2 separate regions of the Homo sapiens genome follow, and region 1 is linked to region 2. Evidence: read pairs that join two places in POLR2A ChIA-PET (ENCODE). Cell type or tissue: HepG2. All regions are shown on one strand. Links, peaks and the distances in the headings refer to the core of each region. The heading gives the core; the rest is flanking DNA. Region 1 has its middle 81 kb from the start of PIM1. Region 2 overlaps CPNE5 (copine 5).

Region 1 (5,377 bases), core at 329-5,328, 260 kb before region 2:
AGTGCTGGGATTACAGGCGTGAGTTACCACTCCCGGCCTTAATTTATTTCAAAACGGTTTCTTTTAGTTTTATTTTCATTTTATTTTAAATAGGCAACCCACTCACACAGTTAAAATTCTAAGGGCACAGGAGGGTATGTAAAATACAGTTTCTTTCACAGACTTGTTTCCTAGCTGCTTCCCCTCTCAAAGGCAACCCATGTGGCCCAGGGACATTAGATTACGCCAGTAAAAACATGCACGTGCGCGTGCATGTGTGTGTGTCACTAGACCTTTTATTTTTGTTTTGTTTGTCAAATGATCCTTTATTGAAATATTTTCCTTTGTGCTTAACTAGCTGGGCATTCCACAGCACCACTGTTGATGTCATCTATGATGTCATGAGGGTGGCGGCCATCAACATTGCAGCCCACAGACTGGGCAGTCCCCAGGATCTCTTTAATGGTTCCAGTGAGATCTCTGGCTAAAGATCGGTGCCGCATCCGTGGAGCAATGTTGACGATCTCATCAAAAGTGATATTCCCACTGTGTTTAATGTTTTTCTGTTTCTTTCTGTCTCTTGGTTCCTTAAGGGCTTTGATGATCAGGGCAGAAGCAGAAGGCACCACCTCAATCTGGGCCTGTCTGTTCTCAATGGTCAGTTTCACTGTAATCCTCAGGCCCTTCCAGTCACCCGTTGCCTTGGCAATGTCATCACCAACCTTTTTTGGAGACAGGTCCAGGGGGCCGATCTTGGGGCCCAGCGCAGACGTGGCACTGACTTCACCCCCAGTGCACCTCAGGTATACGACTTTGATCTCGCTGGGGTTGAACTTCGGCCACATGGTGGAGGCGGCTGGTGTTGGATGAACACAGATTCTGGACCGCCGAAGAAAGTTGCACCTTGGCCTCCTCTGAGCTGAGAGCCGAAAAGCCCGCTAGACCCCTTTTAAAAATTCAAAGGTTGGCTGGGTGGGGTGGCTTACGCCTGTAATCCCAGCACTTTGGTAGGCAGAAGTGGGCAGATCACAAGGTCAGGAGTTCAAGACCAGCCTGGCCAATATGGTGAAACCCCATGTCTACTAAAAATACAAAAAAATTAGCAGGGTGTGGTGGCACATGCCTGTAATCCAGCTACTTGGGAGGCTGAGGCAAGAGAATTGCTTGAACCCGGGAGGAAGAGGTTGCAGTGAGCCAAGATCACGCCACTGCACTCCAGCCTGGGCGACAGGGCGAGACTGTCTCAAAAAAAAAAAAAATAAAAATAAAAATAAAAATAGAAAAAAATAAAAATAAAAAAATTCAAAGTTTGGCCCATGGCACACAGTGTATGAACCTTACTTTTCTCACCTAGTGTGTCTTGTAGATCATTCTATATCAGTATGTAAAGAACATCCTAGATTATATTTCAGATGAATATTATTCTACTCTAAAGATAGACCTCAATTTATATAGCCAGGACCCTACTGCTGGACTTTTAGGTTGTTTAATAAATGTAGCCTAATTTTATTTATTTATTTATTTTTTGAAACGGAGTCTCGCTCTGTCACCCAGGCTGGAGTGCAGTGGCACGATCTCTGCTCACTGCAAGCTCCGCCTCCCGGGTTCACACCATTCTCTTGCCTCAGCCTCCCGAGTAGCTGGGACTACAGACGCCCGCCACCACGCCCGGCTAATTTTTTTGTATTTTTAGTAGAGACGGGGTTTCACCGTGTTAGCCAGGATGGTCTCGATCTCCTGAACTCGTGATCCGCCCGCCTCGGCCTCCCAAAGTGCTGGGATTACAGACGTGAGCCACCGCGCCTAGCAATAAATGTAGCCTAATTTTAGAATCTTAGAAAATAGAAGGTCATTTAACCCCAACTCCCATCCACCCTGTCTAGGTTTTTTTTTTTTTTTTTTTTTGGTAGAGATGAGGTCTTGCTTTGTTGCCCAGGCTCATCTTGAACTCCTGGCTTCAAGCTATCCTCCTGCCTCAGCCTCCCTCCCAAAGTGCTGGGATGTGCCCAACCCTGCCAAGGAGTTCTTTCATGGTGTCTGATTGCATGCCTGAGACCCAGCTGCAGTGTCGCCTCCTCTGGGAAGCTCCACCTTCCTCTCCCTCTCATCACCCTTGCACATACCTTAGCCAGAGCCCTAATCACATGATATTATTTAGGCAAAAGCGTGATAACTTTGCTTTTGTATCTTCTCAGCCCTGCCCCTATTGCAGAGCATAGTAGGTACAGAACCAATGTGAATTGACAGTCCTTGAGAGGGGATGCCTCCAAATTCTGCTGCTTGAACACTTCCAGTAACAGGGATCTCACTTCTTGAAAAGCTCATTCTGCCTGTGAAAGGCCGTATCAGACAGTCCTTTGATGGAGCAAAGTCTGTTTCCCATTGGCTTTTCCCTCTGGGTTCTAGTGCATCTTCTAAACACAAATGTAATCCCTCTTCCAGATATTTAAGATAACCTCCTTTCTCTAAGCCAGATACCCATCCCCCTAACCTCCCCTCCCCCCTTTCCTTTGGGCTCTGGTTCCAGATCCTGTGCCTTCTAGCATTTTCCTCTAGACACTTTTTGATTTGTAATATGATTCGTTTAAAAGTGATCTCTGTCCGGGCGCGGTGGGATTCATGCCTGTAATCCCAGCACTTTGGGAAGCCAAGGTGGGCAGATCACTTGAAGTCAGGAGTTCGAGACCAGCCTGGCCAATGTGGCGAAACCCTGTCTACTGAAAATACAAAAATTAGCCAGATGTGGTGGCACATGCCTGTCATTTCAGCTACTTGGGAGGTTGAGGCACGAGAATCACTTTAATCCAAGAGGCGGAGGTTGCAGTGAACCAAGATCACTCCACTGCACTCCAGCCTGGGTGACGGAGTAAGACTCTGTCTCAAAAGAAAAAAAAAAAAAGTGTTCTATTACACATCTATTAGAATAGCTACAATTAAAAAGACTGACCACACCAAGTATTGACCAGGATGTGGAGCATTAAAACTCTCCAGCACTGCTGGTGGGAGTATGAAATGGAACAGGCACTTTGGAACAGTTGGCAGTTTCCTAAAAAATAGTTAAAGATATATCTTTCATGTGACCTAGCCATTCCACTCCAAAATATTTACTCAAGATAAATGAAAGCATATGTCCATTCTAAGGCATATGCTCCTAGCAGCTTTATTTGAAATAGCCAATGTCCATCAACAGTGAATACATCGACTATAGTATATCCATGCCATAGAATTTGAGCAAAACAAAACCTGCTGATCCACTTGAACAGGTATTGATACGATGACAATGAACAATATTGATATATCTCAAAATAATTATGCTGAGTAAAGAAGCCAGATGAAAATTAACAAGTCCATACTGTATGATTTCATTTATATGAAATTATAAAAACTGTAAACTAGGCCTCACATCTGTAATCCCAGCACCTTGGGAGGTCGATGTGGGAGGATTGCTTGAGCCCAGGAGTTCAAGACCAGCAATCATAGTGAGACCTTGTCTCTCTCTCTCTTTTTTTTTTTGAGACAGAGTTTCACTCTGTGTCTCCCAGGCTGGAGTGCAGTGGTGTGACCTTGGCTCACTGCAACCTCCACCTCCCAGGTTTAAGTGATTCTCCTGCCTCAGCCTGCTGAGCAGCTGGGATTACAGGCGTGCACCACCACGCCCAGCTAATTTTTGTATTTTTAGTAGAGATGGGGTTTTGCCATGTTGGCCAGGCTGATCTCAAACTTCTGACCTCAGGTGATCTACCCGCCTCGGCCTCCCAGTGTGCTGGGATTACAGGTATGAGCCACCATGCCCAACCCAGACCTTGTCTTTACAAAAAAAAAAAAAAGATTAGCCGGGCATCATGGTGTGCACCTGTAGTCCCAGCTACTCAAGAGGCTGCAGTGGGAGGATCACTGGAGCCCGGGAATTGTGGCTGCAGTGAGTCGTGATTATACCATTGTCCTCCAGCCTGGGCAACAGAATGACACCCTGTCTCAAAAAAAAAAAAAAAAAAATTCTGATCTTAAAGAGTTGTGATCTTTCAATGAATGGTATATAAAGGAAATAAACTTAGCATTGCAATTGGTCTATCATGGCACTCAATGAAAAAAAGCTATTTTTATAGCTTCATCACTCTGGCCTGTCACAGTATTTTAAAATCTTCATTCTGCGTGTGGTAGACCTCTCATCTTGCAACATCTTTATATTTGATTAGCAGACCTACATGCTTTTTATTAGAATTTCTAGCACAAACACTGAAATGGACCAGGTCAAAACCTGCCCCATGGCACGTCACCATTGAGTCTCCTCCAGACCCTTGGGTTAGGAGAAATGAGTTCAGTATCACATTTTAAAGTGCGACAGCTAATATGCCAGCTAATGTAGGAGATGTCAGAGGAGTGTGGGATGAGCTTGAAAGGGGAGCAGCAGAGGAGTGTGGGATGAGCTTGAAAGGGGAGCAACAGCTGTAGTAAACAGCATGGTGGTTCCTCAAAAACTTAAAGAGAGTTACCATATGATCCAACAATTCAGTTTCTGGTTATATACCTCAAAGAATTGAAAGCAAGAACGGCCGGGTGCGGTGGCTCACGCCTGTAATCCCAGCACTTTGGGAGGCCGAGGCGGGTGGATCATGAGGTCAGGAGATTGAGACCACCGTGAAACCCCGTCTCTACTAAAAATACAAAAAAAAAAAAAAAAAAAAATTAGCCAGGAGCGGTGACGGGCGCCTGTAGTCCCAACTACTCGGGAGGCTGAGGCAGGAGAATGGCGTGAACCCGGAGGGGGAGCTTGCAGTGAGCCGAGATTACGCCACTGCACTCCAGCCTGGGCGACAGCGTGACTCCGTCTCAAAAAAAAAAAAAAAAAGCAGGGACACAAACAGATATTCATATGCTCATGTTAATAGCAGCATCATTCACGATAATCAAATGGTAGAAGCAACTCAAGTGTCCATCAACAGATGAATGGATCAACAAAATATGGCATATACACATAATGGAATAATATTCAGCTTAAAGTAGGAATTTGCATAATGGAATATTATTCAGCTTAAAATAGAAACTTGGTATGTTTTTTGTTTGTTTGTTTGTTTTGAGATGGAGTCTTGCTCTGTTGCCCAGGCTGGAGTGCAGTGGCACGATCTTTGTTCACTGCAGCTTCCACCTCCCGGGTTCAAGTGATTCTCATGCCTCAACCTCCCAAGTAGCTGGGACTACAGGCACCCACCACCACGCCCAACTAATTTTTGTATTTTTAGTGGAGAGGGGATTTCATCATGTTGGCCAGGCTGGTCTCGAACTCCTGACCTCAAGCAACCTGCCTGTCTTGGCCTCCCAAAGTGCTAGGATTACAGGCGTGAGCCACCACACCTGGAAAGCAGAAACAGAACTTCCGAACTTTGAAGATATTATGTTA
Region 2 (5,377 bases), core at 326-5,325:
CTGGGGCAGAGAGGAGTCAGGCTTGGGTAGGAATGATTCAGCTGTAGGTAACAGAAAATCTGACTGATGGTGGCTTAAACTTGATATGCATTTATTTTTCTCAGATCACAATGAATCTGGAGGTAGGTTATATCAGGGCTACTTTGTCAGCTCACTTTATCATCAAGGACCCAGTCGTCTTTGTATTTTGCTATCATCTTAGCAGTAGGCCTCGTTGTTACAAAATGGCTGCCTCTGCTTCAGGCATCACAACTGCATCCAAAGACAGGAAGCTAGGCATGAGGCCAGAGTCCTCTCTCTGAAAAGTTCTTTTTACCGGGAAAGTACAATCCTTTCCAAAGTCTCTCAGCAAACTTTCCTTTCTATTTCAGGGGCCAAAGCTGGGTCTCATGTGCACTCCTAGACTAGGGACAGGGGCCATCTTCCCGGATTTCAGGGAGTCGTCATCAGATCTAAACAATGTGGATTCTGTCAGCAGGAAGAGAGTGGGCAATGTTTGCTGGATGGGCAAACGTGGCATCTATGGGGCCATTTGGAAAGTAAGGAGGCTTTCCAAGAGCCTAGAATTTGCATCTCTGAGGCCTGCTCCTCAGATTTTCCTACGGTCAATGGACAGTGGACAGTGTTAGGTGACTGATTCTCCAAGCACAGCTTGACTGAACCCATGACTGCCTTTCTTTCTGCCTGTTTGCCAGCCAAGAATAAAAAGGCTTAGTGTGATTTCAAATCATTGCAAGGTTCCCTAAGGTCTCTTCTGCTGGCCTCACACAGACCTCATAGTAACAACAGGACAGCTTTATACCTTTGGGTATGGAAGAATCCTGGCCAGGACACTGAAAGTCAGTGCCACTCCTGGCTTATCTTCTCTGGGATCCTGGCCAGATTATTTAAGTTCTCCAACCTCAGTTTCTCCATTTGTAAACTGGTGGAAAATACTGGTCCTGTCCACATCCTCTGTCTTCATTGTTCTGAAGACTAAAGAGATTAAGTCTGTGACATTCTATATAAACTGTAATGTGCTAAATCAGTTTAATCATGGTAATAGGTACCAATAACTGAACACTACTGACACATTCATTTATTTGATAATTGATATTGATCTTCATTTGCTATTGAGAGGCCTTTTTTTTTTTTTTTTTTTGAGATGGTGTCTCACTCTGTCACCCAGCCTGGAGTGCAGTGGCGTGATCTCTGCTCACTGCAGCCTCCACCTCCCTGGCCAACATGGTGAAACCCCGTTTCTATTAAAAATACAAAAATTAGCCAGGTGTGGTGGCGGGCGCCTGTAATCCCAGCTACTCGAGAAGCTGAGGCAGGTGAATTGCTTGAACCTGGGAGGCGGAGGTTGCAGTGAGCTGATATTGTACCACTGCACTCCAGCCTGGTTGACAGCAAGACTCTGTCTCAAAATAAAAAATAAAAAGAGTCCGGGTGCGGTGGCTGTAGCCTGTAATCCCAGCACTTTGAGAGGCCAAGATGGGCAGATCACTTGAGGTCAGGAGTTCAAGACCAGTCTGGCCAACATGGCGAAACCACATCTCTACTGAAAATACAAAAATTAGCCGGGTGTGGTGGTATGTGCCTGTAATCCCAGCTACTCTGGAGGCTGAGGCAGGAGAATAGCTTGAACCCAGGAGGCGGAGGTTGCAGTGAGCTGAGATTGCACCACTGCACTCCAGCCTGGGCAACAGAGTGAGATTCCATCTCAAAAAAATAAAAAATAAAATAAATAAAATAAAAAGAATTCTGGTCATCGTGAAGAGAAGGGACTGATGAAGGGTAGAGAGAGGCAGGCATGGAAGCACATTGCTAGGCAGAAGACTACTGAGGCCTCCAAGTGAGAGATGATACTGATGGTGGCATGGGGAGGAGTGGACAGATCTGGGATATATTTTGAAGTAGAAACATTTAAAACTTGCTGATGGGACAGGAGGGGGAATAAGGGAAAGAGAGGAATTGAGTGTGCTTCCTACGTTTCTGTTTGAAGCTGTTGACTTCACAGCAACTCCACAGGCAGGTATGTGACCCCATGCCCAGATGAGGAAACTGAGATGAAGCACCTTGTCAGGGCCACATGTCGCCATGTGGGGACTCCAGCTCAGAAGCATCTGAGGCCAGAGCTCCTGCTCTTTTCCCTTGGCCATGTAGTGTGAGAGGGACAATTATTACAATAATTAATAACAATAAAAATGCAAATTGCCCCAGGAAGGAGAGCTCTTTAAGCCATGTGAAAATTGCTTTTTAGACCTTGGTGAGGTTGCTTGGCAGGGAAGCAGAGCACGCGGGTGAGAACAGGATCTGAAAGGGGAGATGGGTAAGTGCCAGGGGCTAGGTGCCAAGGCTTCTCTCCTCCCAGCTCCCGCCCTGCTTTCCTCGGATTACTTCTGCCTTTTAGGTCTGGGAGCTGGGCAGGAGGACATGGGAAACCCTCCCATTCTCCTCTTCAGTCGTTTGTTTGGGAGCAGCTCCGAGAGGCTGAGGATGGGAAGCAGGACAGTGAGGATAAGACGGAGCATTGCTGGCCCAGATGGGGCTTTGGGAGTCCTTGGCTTTGGTAGTGCAAGCACTCCCCAGGGCACCTTTAAATGAGCTTGAGCTTCAGAGTTCAGAGTTCACATTTCTGCATGCCTCTTGACAAGCCGGTGACATCAGGCACATCGCTCAGCCTCTGTGGCCTTGCCTATAGAATGGGAGCAAAGTCTACTTTCTGGCGTTGATATGGAGGGTAAATAGAGTGTCACAGGCTAAGTACATGACAAAGGACTTGGCACAGATTATATACTTGTTGGGTGTCATCTCTCTCCCACTCCATTTGCCAGATGTTTATGCAAATTGCTCCATGCAGAAATGGGGTGACGCTGGTCAGTACCTCAGGGGCCTCTGTGGGACCATCAGGATTCCTGTTGGGTATTTTTTTTTTTTTTTTTTTGCAATTCCTACACTCAACTTTTTTTTTTTTTTTTTTTTGAGATGGAGCCACACTCTGTCACCCAGGCTGGAATGCAGTGACGTGATCTCGGCTCACTGCAACCTCTGCTTCCCGGGTTCAAGCGATTCTCCTGCCTCAGCCTCCCGAGTAGCTGGGACTACAGGTGTCTGCCACCATGACTGGATAATTTTTGTATTTTTAGGAGAGACAGGGTTTCACCATATTGGTCAGGCTGGTCTCGAACTCCTGACCTCAAGTGATCCACCCACCTTGGCCTCCCAAAGTGCTGGGATTACAGGTGTGAGCCACCGTGCCCAGCCTTCTGTTTCTTTATTTATGTATTTATTTATTTTTGAGACAGGGTCTCGCTCTGTCACCCAGGCTGGAGTGCAGTGGTGTGATCACGGCTCACTGCAACCTTGACCTCCTGGGCTCAAGAGATCCTCCCACCCCAGCCTCTTGAGTAGCTGGGACTACAGATACACACCACCACACCCGGCTAATTTTGTTTATTTTTTTTAGAGACAGGGTCTCCGTATGTTGCCCACACTGGTCTCAAACTCCTGGCCTCAAGTGATCCTCCTGCCTCAGCCTCCCAAAGTGTTGGGATTATAGGCATGAGCCACCAAGCCCAGCCAGGATTCCCGTTTCTACCTGACCTTGGCTCTCCTGTCCCCACTCTCTCCTCAAGGAAGGCTATGCAACCAGTCAGCAGTGGTGGGCAAGGGTAGTAGGGCTTGGGTCCTGCTAAAGCCAAGCTTTAGGGAGAAGAGAGGGGGGAATATGGAGCATTCTTAGGTGCCATCTTCATTCTCCACAGGCCTTTGTTGAGCACTTATTGTATGCCAGGCACTGCATTGCAACTTACTATGTGAGTTTAATCTCACAAAACTCCTGGGAGGGGGGGACTGTTATTAGCCCTTCTTTACAAATGGGAATACTGATGCACAGAGAAGCTAAATGACATGCCAGAGGTCATATAGCAAGTAAGGGACAGAGTTGGGTGTTGGATTCAGAGATGAAGCTTGAAGTCTATGCTCTCAATGCCCCCACTTTTCACCCCCAAGGTTGGACGGATGCTTAGGGTGAGTTGTTGGGAAGAAGATACACCACCTTTTCTTGAGCTTTTTAGACTCATGAATGTCTTCGGGTAGCTAATGAAAGCTCTCCAGAAGAATGTATCCATATATGTGGTATCCGTATATACCAATATGCCATACTTTGCCTATTGGGGGCCCATGACCTCCATTATGGGTCCTGCCCCAGGAAAATGTTTCTTTCTATGCTGAAGCCAAAGCCTTTGCTCAGTGCATTGATGCAGCACTTCTGGGCTTTGTTTAGAGACAACCAGGGATGCGTGATGGTCAGTTCACCCAGCATCTCAGCTCAAGAGCAAATATGCCTTTCTGGCTGAGGATTCCCTGAGGCAGAGGCTATGTCTCCTGGTCAGACCGGGCTCCCTGAGTGCAGGGTTGTATCTCCCTCTCGGATGGTACACCCCAGCCTCTACCCATACCTTTCTTTTTTTTTTTTTTTTTTTTTGGTTTGTTGTTGTTGTTTTAGAGATGGAATCTCACTGTGTTGCTGAGGCTAGTCTCGAACTCCTGAGCTCAAGTGATCCTCCCTCCTTGGAGTCCCGAGTAGCTAAGACTACATGTGCCCAGCTTCTTTCTTAAGCTCCCCCAGATGGGAGGTGTTACCCTGTGGCCCCTCCTTTAGCACCTGCCAAGGGCTCTCATTTTGCCCTTCCAGTGTTTTCTGTCCTTGCTGGGGCCTTGGAGACTTCTGACCTCACAGCCCAATGAATGACCATTTTCTCACTGCCACTGAATTGGAAATGATTCCGCAAGGGGAAGCAGGGAGGAAAGGGGCTCTTGGCTCTGCTTCCTGGCCTTGATTTAAGGAACAAAAGAAGCCAAGCTCCAGGCTGCTGTGCAGACAGCGGAAGGGTTGTATGCTCTTTTAGAAAAAAAAAAAATACGTTTTTCCTGCTAAAAAAAATTTCTCTTTGTGCTCTCCAAAGAAAGAAAGTGGAGAAAAAGTACTTGTGGTCTGGTCTTGTCTGTGCCCTGGTGTCTCGGGCCCTTCGTCAGGGCGGAAGACCCGGTTTCCTCCCCCAGGCTTTTGGCTGTGTGCTTGTGGGCAAGTGACTCATTGCCCCTGGGCCTGGAAGTCCTCAGTGGATCATGGTGAGGATCAGTGGGGAAGGCGCTTTACCTCGAAGAAACTTCTGGTGCTACACGTGTGTGTGTTGTGGTCTGTGCCTTTGCAGCGGGGGAAACTGAGGCCCTAAGAGACGGTGTCTCAACATGTGGTATTTGGACGGCTGCCATCAGAGACATAATAGGGGGATCTCTGGCGGCCACTTGGATAAACATGGCCTCTGGAGCCCTGCTTCAGACCTACACAGCCAGACTTGGAACAGAGCCCAAGGAACTGCCATTTTAT

Evidence for each region. Peaks named below come from ENCODE experiments on the same cell type or tissue, not always from the same donor. Only the 100,000 strongest peaks of a DNase experiment are listed, where the experiment ranks them.
Region 1: POLR2A ChIA-PET joins it to region 2 with 5 read pairs; 3 of 35 experiments call an interaction of 5 or more read pairs at or near these places.

Annotation. Positions count from the first base shown.
Region 1 is chr6:37,086,759-37,092,135 of GRCh38, reverse strand. It overlaps the pseudogene RPL12P2. Among named protein-coding and RNA genes, the nearest start is that of PIM1, 81 kb to the left of the region's middle. In HepG2, for the core only: no CTCF peak of the experiment used is centred there; no DNase peak of the experiment used is centred there.
Region 2 is chr6:36,827,403-36,832,779 of GRCh38, reverse strand. The region is part of intron 1 of CPNE5 (copine 5); the gene reads left to right. Among named protein-coding and RNA genes, the nearest start is that of CPNE5, 9.4 kb to the left of the region's middle. In HepG2, for the core only: no CTCF peak of the experiment used is centred there; a DNase peak (open chromatin) is centred at 2,679; H3K4me3 peaks cover 906 bases.